Linked DNA regions of Homo sapiens: region 2 is linked to region 1. A link is an interaction called in ENCODE POLR2A ChIA-PET data of the cell type or tissue named here. Cell type or tissue: Panc1. All regions are shown on one strand. Each heading gives the region's core, and the rest is flanking DNA. Links, peaks and the distances in the headings are about the cores only. Region 1 overlaps MALAT1 (metastasis associated lung adenocarcinoma transcript 1). Region 2 overlaps MAP3K11 (mitogen-activated protein kinase kinase kinase 11).

Region 1 (5,371 bases), core at 83-5,082:
TTGGAGATCAGCTTCCGCTAAGATGCTAGCTTGGCCAAGTCTGTTATGTTCACCTGAAAAAGTCTTAGCAGAGAATTTTTGCATTCCCACCCAAAAGCCCTCTCAGCCACTCAAATGCCTATCTTCTCCAGTCTACAAGTTACATGTTCCCACCCAGCATTACAGTTCTTGAACATGTTATTTCTCCACTTACTGGTTTAAGTTGGTTTTAGTCACTGGATAAGTATTATAATAGAGCTACTTAGCTGTGGTTTTAATACCCTTCTGTTAACAATTTGCAGGCAAATTAATGGCCTTTTCTAACATAGTTCAACCCACCAAAGACCTCGACACCATCGTTACCTTGAAACCGATTATGGATCATGCCCACAAGGATCCAAGCTACTGGCTGCATCGAGGTGAGGGGTGAAGGGTCTGTGCTAGATCAAAAGGCACGGGGTGGCGATGTGGCAGAGAAGTTGCTTGTGGGGAGACCTTGCTTTTAACAGGCTTCTGGAAAAGCTAGGGAAAAGTGGTTGCCCGCTTTCCCCCTTTCCCTCCCCTTCAAGCACCGCTTGAGATTTGGGCTTTATTATTAAGAGCTGCTATAAAAACAGCTTGCTTAAATGTTAAGAGAAGCCCAGGGGTACTTCAAGCATTCCTTCGGATGCTTCACTCCAGAAAGAGGGAGTTGAGGCAAGTCCTCATTACTAATAAAAATCAGGTGAGGCTGACACTTCTCTTGACCTTAGGATAATAGCGCTTTGTTGTCTCTCCTGCCACAGGAAGGCTCCATGGTTGTCCTACTTTAAGCCTTCGGTGCCTTTAGTGAGGGGTACCTGAAAAATCTTAAAAAAAGGCTTAGCGCCCACCTCACCCCTCCACCCCCACGCCAACACAGTTTGCTCACATGCCAGTTACTCCAGCATAAAGCTGAAATCTATTCAATACTATTGTCCCATAACTGATCTGACTTTGTATGTAAATACAGAAAAAGCTTGTTCACCTGTTTTCCTCATTTTGTCCACTGGTGAATTCAACTGGAAGCTCCTTCTATAGTCTGAAGAATACCATCTGAAAGAACTAGTGGTTCCCAATCCCCACATTTAAAATGGAATGTTTGGTTTATTTAAAGTAAATAGGCTATTTTTTCTTACTGGGTCTGGCTTCTCTGGCCCTTCGCATACGTGTGTCTGCTGAGTGTTCCTGCATGTAAGAATTAAGACCAAGGGAGGGGAGAGAGAAACCCACACATAAACAATGCACTAAAGATCACTGAACTGTTTAAACATTTCCACTTGCCAGTTTAATTTCTTGAAGACTGTTGCTTGTTTGGAATGTTTCTTGTCACTGATTTTAAGGTTGCATCTGGAAAAGACTAAAGGCTTCAGTCCCCTCCCACCACCAGAAATGAACAAAAAGCATTTTACCTAAAAATACACCAGCAAAATGTACTCAGCTTCAATCACAAATACGACTGCTTAAAACTGCAGAAATTTCCTCAACACTCAGCCTTTATCACTCAGCTGGATTTTTTCCTTCAACAATCACTACTCCAAGCATTGGGGAACACAACTTTTAATCATACTCCAGTCGTTTCACAATGCATTCTAATAGCAGCGGGATCAGAACAGTACTGCATTTACTTGCCAACAGAACAGACAGACCTGAAGTCAAGACAACTGCATTCTCTGTGAAGTCTGTAAAAAAAAAAAAAGCTACAACAAGTAAGCCCCACCCCCTCCTCCCATCCCTCCAAATTCCAGGAAAAAAATTTTGAGTATGCTGATAAACTCACTGCAAGGTCTCATACACTCACTAGAACAGAAGGAAGAGCCAAGCACTCATATGCAATTCAAAATCCTGAATGGCTTCATGAAGGATGAAATGCCTCTGCAAAGGAAAATTCTTTAAAACCCCACAGGCACCCCCTCCCTTCCCTATATAAGGTCAATAGTGTAAAACATTGCCTACCACTCTAAGATTGTAAGCATTTAAAGTTAACATGCAAACTTTGGAAATGTGAAAAAGTATTACTCTAATCACTGTCAATTTATAGACCCCTGACTTTCTGGAAATAAAATGTGTAATTACCTTTTACTCTGATCATAATCTCCCACCTGTCTAAGAGGTTATTTATTCCTTATTTAGAGGGCCTCTATTGCCATGTGCCTGGAATTATTATATGCTCATCACTTTATGAAGAATAAAATTTGTCTTTCCTGCCTTAAAGTTACATTCGTTCTTCCGCTCAAATCCTGATCTGGTCCATTAAAGAGTGTTCGCAGACAAAGTTTCTGAAAGATTAGAGAAGAATCCCCCCCAAGATTGCCCCAACACTGAACTACAGACAAACACTATTTTATTTAAATAAGGAGACAGCTTTCTAAAAGTATACATTCTCTAATAAAAATAGTTTATTATTTTGAATGATTTAATGGTTTTCTACACAATTTACATCACAACATGTAAATTTTAGCAGTAACATCTGATTCTAACAGCACATCATGCTATTCCTTTCATAGAGCCTTCAGAGATTCAATGCTAAACAAATTTCCTTAGTTGGCATCAAGGCACTGATCACTTTAGAGGCTTTTAAGAAATTATTTAAAGATGCAAATGCCTCTGAGTGAAGTGTACTATCCCATCACTGAAGCCCACAGGAACAAGTCCTACAATTTTAAAAAGGCTCGATGGAAAAATTTCTCAATCCTGAAATCCCCTAGGGAAGGGGTCAGGAGAAAGTGCCATGGTTGATATTTAAGAACTCCACAGCTCTTAAAAATAAGCACTTATCCCTAACATGCAATACTGCAGATGCAAGTTAAACTTATCTGTTAACAGCTGCCTGCTGTTTTCTGCTCCCAGATGAAATGAAGCAACTCTTCTGATAACGAAGAGATACCTGTCTGAGGCAAACGAAACATTGGCACACAGCACAGCCTCCTCAATCCACTTGATCCCAACTCATCTCTCATTTATTTCGGCTTCTTTTATTCCAGGATTAATGTAGTGTAACATTTTCATTTCTTTTCGCTTTTATTCTGCTTTTGTAAAAGCAGTATTTTGAGATGGACATTGCCTCTTCATTGTATTTCTCATCAATTCATTATTTTTGTGGTTATAGCTTGACAAGCAATTAACTTTAAAATGGTAGATTCCGTAACTTTAAATTGGTAGCTTTCATTTGCTTAAAATTTTTTGGCATATGCAGATAATGTTCTCATCAGTAGTAAGAATCTCAGGGTTATGCTTATTCCCCAATGGAGGTATGACATATAATCTTTTCTGCCTTTACTTATCAATTCACCAAGGAGCTGTTTTCTCTGCATCTAGGCCATCATACTGCCAGGCTGGTTATGACTCAGAAGATGTTATCTGAAAAAAGTCTATAGAAAAAAAAAAAGTTTCCCCTCCCTCATCAACAAAAGCCCACCCTCTAAGAGACATTCAAGCTGAACTATCACAATTCTTAATCAGTTACAATTTACAAACAGATAAGTTTAAAATAAACAATTTACAAAATTTTTGAAGCATACCTTAACATCTTGTTTTGCAGTTAAACAATGGAAAAGTATTTCTCCTACACTAAAAAAAAACTTGCTTACACACAACTGAAAATAGAATCTTACTTGATAATACAAAAGCTACCATCAGAAGAAATCCCTTCAGGATCATTAAGCCACTTCCTTTGCTCTGCAGTTTCTATAGTAGTTTTAAATTATTATTAAATCACCTGAAAAAAATTCCAAAAGAGAACCACACACTACCATATCCAAACAACTTTTGCATTTCCCATAATTGTAGTTAATGTCAGCCCAGTAGGCCAGACCAACCCCCAGTTCAATACTTTCCTTCCCCAAAAGCTCTATACTTTGAAGGAAAACAGATACAGTATCAAATTATGACACTTTCCTTGCCCAAATTAATGCACTGGTACACCCAGTGGCTCATATTTAACTTCCCCCAGCTTCCCAATTCAAACTGGGGGGAAAAAAACTAAATCATTGGGAGTTACTTGCCAACTTGGAAGTTGATATTTCTTTACTTTTTCCATTCTAAGACTTTAAGTTCTCTGGCATGAGTTTATCTGCAATCATAAACTAAACAATTACCTAAACCCACCCCACCAATCCCAACCGTAACAGGCCACTGCCAACTAATTGCCAATATTTGCCCCTCCCCTTTAATAAAACTTTTAAGAAGTCACATTATTGGAAAACTTAACTTCAACATTTGGCCTACTCAAGCTCTTCTGAAGTTCTCCTGAGATGACTGAATATGAACCAAAGCTGCACTGTGCTGTACTTTTCAGCTTCAACTGGGAATACTCTTCCAAGGATAAAAGCAGCTCCAGTCCCTGAAGGTGTTCGTGCCAACAGCACAGCGGTACACTCCTTCTCTAACCCAGTTTGTCAATAGTACTATAGCATCTGTGGAAAATCTTAGAAAAAAACATTTTCTCCCCCACCCTCTCTCTTCCCTGTTAAGACCATCCCAAAATGCTTCAAGTAAAAAATAACAAGTTTAAGGGGTTAAGCACTTTTAAAGTCTGATTAAGGGGGTGGGGGGAAAAAAGAGTAACTACCAGCCATTTCTCCAATGGACATCTCTTCCACAGACCTCAACGTGAGAACTGCTCTAGTTTCTATAAACTGTAAACCTGTGGTGGTCTGATTATCCTGATATTGGATTTTCTTGTTTTCTGTTACACCTTGAGTCATTTGCCTTTAGGATTCTAGACAGACCTAAGGGAAAAAGAACTGAAAACATATTTTGCCCCCACCCCCACAAAAAAAAATACTGAAAACTCCCCCCCGCCTCAGTTACACATCCAAACTCTACATTTACAAAACGAATTCAGGGTGAGGAAGTAAAAACAGGTCATCTATTCACAAAACTGAAATACTTCATTACCCCAACTAAACATACAAACTGCTTACAGATTTGCTGAAATTGTCTCAATTTGGCTATCAAATTCATTTGGTTTTCCTCAAATTCGTGTAAAAAAAAAAAACCCACAAACTTGCCATCTACTATTTCTCCAGGACTTGGCAGTCTGCCCTCAAAAGCTTCAGACAAGATTCATGAGTATAAGCCTGAAAAAGAGAAACCTACAACACCCGGAAATCGGCCTACGTCCCCATATAAATCCCTTTACACCTCAGTACGAAACTCCCCCATTATATTAGAAAATAAATAAAAGGTTACCATAAGTAAGTTCCAGAAAAACAACATATTGCCGACCTCACGGATTTTTACCAACCACTCGCTTTCCCTGTGGCCTTGGCACACTGGCATGCTGGTCTAGGATCCTCTACGCACAACGCCTGCTCGCCTCCTCCGTGTGGTTGCCAAGCCAAGCCGCCTGCTACCTTCATCACCAAATTGC
Region 2 (5,371 bases), core at 260-5,259, 110 kb before region 1:
AGGCGCCGGAGGCCCCGGGGCCCCACCCCCCCGGCCTGACCACACTGCCCTGGGTGCCCTCCTCCAGAAGCCCGAGATGCGGGGGGCCGGGAGACAACACTCCTGGCTCCCCAGAGAGGCGTGGGTCTGGGGCTGAGGGCCAGGGCCCGGATGCCCAGGTTCCGGGACTAGGGCCTTGGCAGCCAGCGGGGGTGGGGACCACGGGCACCCAGAGAAGGTCCTCCACACATCCCAGCGCCGGCTCCCGGCCATGGAGCCCTTGAAGAGCCTCTTCCTCAAGAGCCCTCTAGGGTCATGGAATGGCAGTGGCAGCGGGGGTGGTGGGGGCGGTGGAGGAGGCCGGCCTGAGGGGTCTCCAAAGGCAGCGGGTTATGCCAACCCGGTGTGGACAGCCCTGTTCGACTACGAGCCCAGTGGGCAGGATGAGCTGGCCCTGAGGAAGGGTGACCGTGTGGAGGTGCTGTCCCGGGACGCAGCCATCTCAGGAGACGAGGGCTGGTGGGCGGGCCAGGTGGGTGGCCAGGTGGGCATCTTCCCGTCCAACTATGTGTCTCGGGGTGGCGGCCCGCCCCCCTGCGAGGTGGCCAGCTTCCAGGAGCTGCGGCTGGAGGAGGTGATCGGCATTGGAGGCTTTGGCAAGGTGTACAGGGGCAGCTGGCGAGGTGAGCTGGTGGCTGTGAAGGCAGCTCGCCAGGACCCCGATGAGGACATCAGTGTGACAGCCGAGAGCGTTCGCCAGGAGGCCCGGCTCTTCGCCATGCTGGCACACCCCAACATCATTGCCCTCAAGGCTGTGTGCCTGGAGGAGCCCAACCTGTGCCTGGTGATGGAGTATGCAGCCGGTGGGCCCCTCAGCCGAGCTCTGGCCGGGCGGCGCGTGCCTCCCCATGTGCTGGTCAACTGGGCTGTGCAGATTGCCCGTGGGATGCACTACCTGCACTGCGAGGCCCTGGTGCCCGTCATCCACCGTGATCTCAAGTCCAACAACAGTGAGTTTCTGGGGGCATGGTTGGGGGTGGCATGGCTCTGGTACACACCTGCTCCCAACCTTCCACTGAGCCTAGCTTAGGGTCTACTGCAGGTAGGAGCTCCCACCCTAGGGGGTCCCAGCTGACCAGGGGTGCCCATGGGCTCAAGCTAGCCCCCAAACAGAGCCCCAGGCACCCAGCAGAGTCTTCCTGCGCCAGCTTCAGAAGTCCTTGACCCCAGCCTGCAGCTGCGGTTTGGACAAGTTAAGAAATTGGTATCTCTCAGGTGGGCCATAAGCATCCTGCCCAGCCATGGCTCCCACCTCAAGGAAGTCCTCTGGAAGCTCGTGCTCCTCATCTTCTCCTCCCCTAAATTCATGTTCGTGGAGTTGGTGCTCTGTCCTCCCCTCCCGTCGTCATGGGCAGCTCCTCCAGAACAGATATCTCAGAGAGGGAAGCCCTCCTTGGCAGTCAAGGCTAAGGCCAGGGCTGGAATTCTGGCCTAGCCCTCCCTGGCTTCATGACCTCTAGCTGGTTACTCCAACTCGGAGCCTCAATTTCAGAATCTGTAAAAAGGGAGAGTGAAACAGCTCAACAGCTTGGGCAAGCCCGACCTGCGATCCCCAACCCACAGCGGGTCCTCAGCCATGGAGATGGACATTTGAGGGCTGGATCGCCAAGAGGGCCTAGCCTGAAATCAGTGCTTGGGATGGGAGTGCTGGGCTAAGGGAGACTCCATCTCCCATCATTTCAAGCCCCCGACACGCTGCCCATCATGGCCCAAGAGAAGTGAGTGACAGCTTCAGAGGGTTTCCTGGTGCACGCAGCATTTAGAGAGAGAAGGCATGGAAGCAGGACCCAGCACACAGCAGGGACCAGGAGCAGGGGCCTCCTAGAGCCCAGAGTGCAGGCTGGAGAGCAGCAGTAGGAAATGCAGGAGGGGCCAGGCTCAGTGTGGTCACTGGAAAAGCATGAGACATTCTTAGAGGGGGGTCAACGTGGATATTTTGAGCCTCCTGGCCTGGGCTGACCATGGACAAGGGGCTTGCAGGAAACAGAGTGCTGAGCCCCAGATATCCAAGTTCTTGCCAGGACTGGGGGAGCCAGGAGAGGCCTGCCAACCATCCTACCCACTCTTCTCATCCCTGGTAGGGTGCGGTTCCCACCTCTCAGCCTCAACCCTGGGCTCTAACTATCTAGGGACCCCCGCTACCTGCCCCAATCTGAGGGGGATTCCCCGAAGGCACAGGGGGAGGGGACTCCCATCTTCTGTTTTTCCTCCGTTTTCTTTCCAGAAAAAATGGAACAATAGCCCAGGCCCCTGCTCCCCACCCTCCCCACTGCTTCCTGCGTTTCCTGCTGCCCCTGAGCCGGCTTCCTGTCCCTGCTCCAGCCCCTGCTCCCTCCCTAGCCCAGCTGCCTGCAGGGGAGGAAAGAGCTTGGGGTGGAGGACTTGCGGGAGGAAGGAGCCTGGAACTGCTCCCCTACTCCCCTCTAGTTCCCCTGCTTCCCTCTCAGAGTCTGGGAGGTGGTGGTAAAGGGCAGGCAAGGTGCCCTCAGCCTCCCTGAGCCTGGCATTTAACCTCGGAGACCCCAGTCCTAGGCCCAAGTTGCTGTCTGCAGGATTGGGGTGGGGGGAGTCCCTGGGCTGGTGGGGGGCACAGGCAGGAAACAATGGCATGATTTTCCTGGACAATGGGGGCCTTGTGAGGAAGCCTGGCGGGGAGAGGAGGGGGAATTCTCCAGGCCCACGAGTCACAGGACTGACCAGCCAGCCCGGCCTGGGCCTGACCTCCCCCAGTTCTCCCCAAAAGGACTCCCCCTCCCAAGTGGGAGACCTGGCCCAGGCCTCCCAGAAAGGAGAAGTAGGGACCACGGGAGGAAAGCGGAAGAGGTGTGAGCTGCCCAGGCCACTCCCAAGCCCCACAGAGGCCAGCCCAGGGAGGGAGCTGGTGGCCAGGTCCCTATCAGAGGCCAGGGAGCCCTAAAGGGGCACTGAGAGCTTCCCCCAGTTTCGGGGTCTCTGGCCCATTCTCCTCTGGGTGACCCCTGACCTCCCATGCCTGGGATCTACATCAGACACCAGAACAGCAGTTCGAGTTGGGACAGTTGAAAGCACAGAGAGGAGCTTGGAGAGAAAGCAGAGGATGGGGCTTAGCAGCTGGCAGAGCCAGGAGCGGGGAGGTAGCAGAAAGACCACAAGTACAAAGAAGTCCTGAAACTTTGGGTGAGTTGTTGCCCCTCTCTGGGCCTCAGATTCCCCACCTGAAAAAGGTGGAGAGTGGCCACCCGGCCTGAGATACTGGAACAGCACTTTGCCAGTCTGGGGTGCCACAAGTGGCTAGAGACAGGCCAAGAAGCAGCAAGTGTTGGTCTTCAAAGGGGAAGGTGGGCCCTGGCACCAGGGGAGGTGCCCATTTCCACTCCACCCACTGCCCCAGCCTGCTGTGTTTCCCCTTTGGAATGAGCTTGTCGTCGGGGGCTTGCTAAATGCTCAGGTCCCCGCCTCCAGCAGCCAGACCAGAGGCTGTTTTGAAGTTGGCAGTAAGGAGTGACAGAGGAGGGAGAGGAGGGCGGAGATACGATAAGTGCTTTAGGACAACTGGCCTTTAGGATGCTTCTGCCAGGTGGCAGCCCCCATGCAAAAACTTTAAAAGTGTGGTCTTGTTTCATGCTCGTGACAGCCATCTGAGGAGGGTTTTGTTGTCATCCTCAGCTTGATGAAGTGTTCAGGACTCAGCTCCAAGGTCTGGCTCAGAGGAGTGGGTAGATTTTGAGACCATTCTCTGGATTAGGAAAAATTGCAGGAAAATCTACTGGGCATGCCGGGATAGTAAAGGTGGTCATGGAGGGCACCTGGACATCAGGTAGAGCTGCTGAACCAATTTGTCTGGCCTGGAGTTGCAAATGTGGAAGATGCCAGTGGGGAGAGGGAGCTGGTACCTGGAAGAGGCTGAGTCAGCCAGGGGCAGTGGGCAGAGGTTGAGGAGAGGTCATGCTCTGAGAAGCACCAGCGCCGAAATGGCTGAAGGTGGAGGACACAGAAACAGAGCCAAGCAGCCAGGGGCTGTGGGGGCTGAGGACGGTGGGGCAGCGGGGACAGCTGGCAGCAGTGCCAGATGCCTCCTCAAGGCCCAGGTGGCCTGGCCAGCAGCAGGATCAGGGCTTGTTGCTTTAAGCCCTGAAAAATGAGCACCCTGGTTCTGCCACCTCCTCTGGGAAGTCTTCCCTGACTCACCAGGCTGTATTAGGTGCCCTTCCCATCTGCCCCACCCCCTGTGCCCTATGCTGCCCCCATGACAGCCGTGTCACACAGGGCAGGAGAGCTGAGAGGTGTGCCCTGACATGGGTCCAGAAACATGGTTGACTTGATATTGCTTCTCTTCCACAGTGCAGTTGGCTGTAACCTGAAAAGTAGAGGGGCCCTTCAGACCCTTCATGACTCTATGACTTTGTCCTCTTTCTATTCCTCGAAAACTTCTCTCATTTGAGCCATTCCTGTCCTGGTGAGAGATATGCAAGTTGCTGCTTCTCCTCTTTGTACCAAGTACGGTGGCCCCATTTGGGTTAAAGCCATGAGCCCCTGCCAAGTCTGACCATCCACGCCTACATTTACCCCAAGCTCCTCCTTTGTGGCCAAGAACCATCACTTTCTTGGACCCCACCCTTTCTCTTCCCTTCCAGCTGCATTGGTAGGTATCTTTTGGAGTCTTTGCTTTGGGAGTGGCTGCACTTGCCACAGTGTGATGTGGGCACTAGGGGCCTGTGGTACCTGCTGGGCTTCTTTTCTCACCAAGAGCTTCCCTCTTGCTCCCCACTCTAAGGGGGGTTCTGATTCACGCTCCTGCCTCAACAAAATGACAGGAGACTCACAGATCTCTCTTGAAATCAAAGCCATAAATGTCCAGAGCTGCCACCTTGCCAGTTTTGCTTCAGTGTAATATTAGGGAAAAGCTAGAACACTGGTTTCAGAGCCACACAGACCAGGTTGTAATCTCTGCTGTATTTGTTGTATGACCTCTGCCAAGTCATTTCCCTGCTTGGTTTCCTCATCTGTGAAACATGAAAAATATTATTTAGCTCATAAATGGTTTTGAGTGCTGGGGTTGAGTGTGAAATGTTTGGCCTCGGCCAGGTGCAGTGGCCTGTAATCCCAGCACTTTGGGAGGCCGAGGCGGGCAGATCACCTGAGGTTGGGAGTTCGAGACCAGCCTGACCAACATGGAGAAACCCTGTCTCTACTAAAAATGCAAAATTAGTCGGGCGTGGTGGCACATGCCCATAATCCCACTACTCGGGAGGCTGGGGCAGGACAATCGCTTGAACCCAGGAGGTGGAGGTTGCAGTGAGCCAAGATCACGCCATTGCACTCCAGCCTGGGCAACAAGAGCAAAACTCTATCT

The links. ChIA-PET counts read pairs that join two places held together with the same protein. Peaks named below come from ENCODE experiments on the same cell type or tissue, not always from the same donor. Only the 100,000 strongest peaks of a DNase experiment are listed, where the experiment ranks them.
Region 2: POLR2A ChIA-PET joins it to region 1 with 5 read pairs; 21 of 35 experiments call an interaction of 5 or more read pairs at or near these places.

Annotation. Positions count from the first base shown.
Region 1 is chr11:65,500,634-65,506,004 of GRCh38, reverse strand. MALAT1 (metastasis associated lung adenocarcinoma transcript 1) reads right to left here. Exons shown (of 1, transcript NR_002819.5): 1 at 1-5,371. It also overlaps TALAM1. Among named protein-coding and RNA genes, the nearest start is that of MALAT1, 4.3 kb to the right of the region's middle. In Panc1, for the core only: no CTCF peak of the experiment used is centred there; DNase peaks (open chromatin) are centred at 1,014, 1,584, 2,824, 4,112 and 1 weaker place; H3K4me3 peaks cover 5,000 bases; H3K27ac peaks cover 5,000 bases.
Region 2 is chr11:65,608,636-65,614,006 of GRCh38, reverse strand. MAP3K11 (mitogen-activated protein kinase kinase kinase 11) reads left to right here. Exons shown (of 10, transcript NM_002419.4): 1 at 1-989. The coding sequence starts at 251. Among named protein-coding and RNA genes, the nearest start is that of MAP3K11, 2.9 kb to the left of the region's middle. RefSeq lists a silencer at 1-176 and an enhancer at 464-1,351. In Panc1, for the core only: no CTCF peak of the experiment used is centred there; no DNase peak of the experiment used is centred there; H3K4me3 peaks cover 2,426 bases; H3K27ac peaks cover 1,736 bases.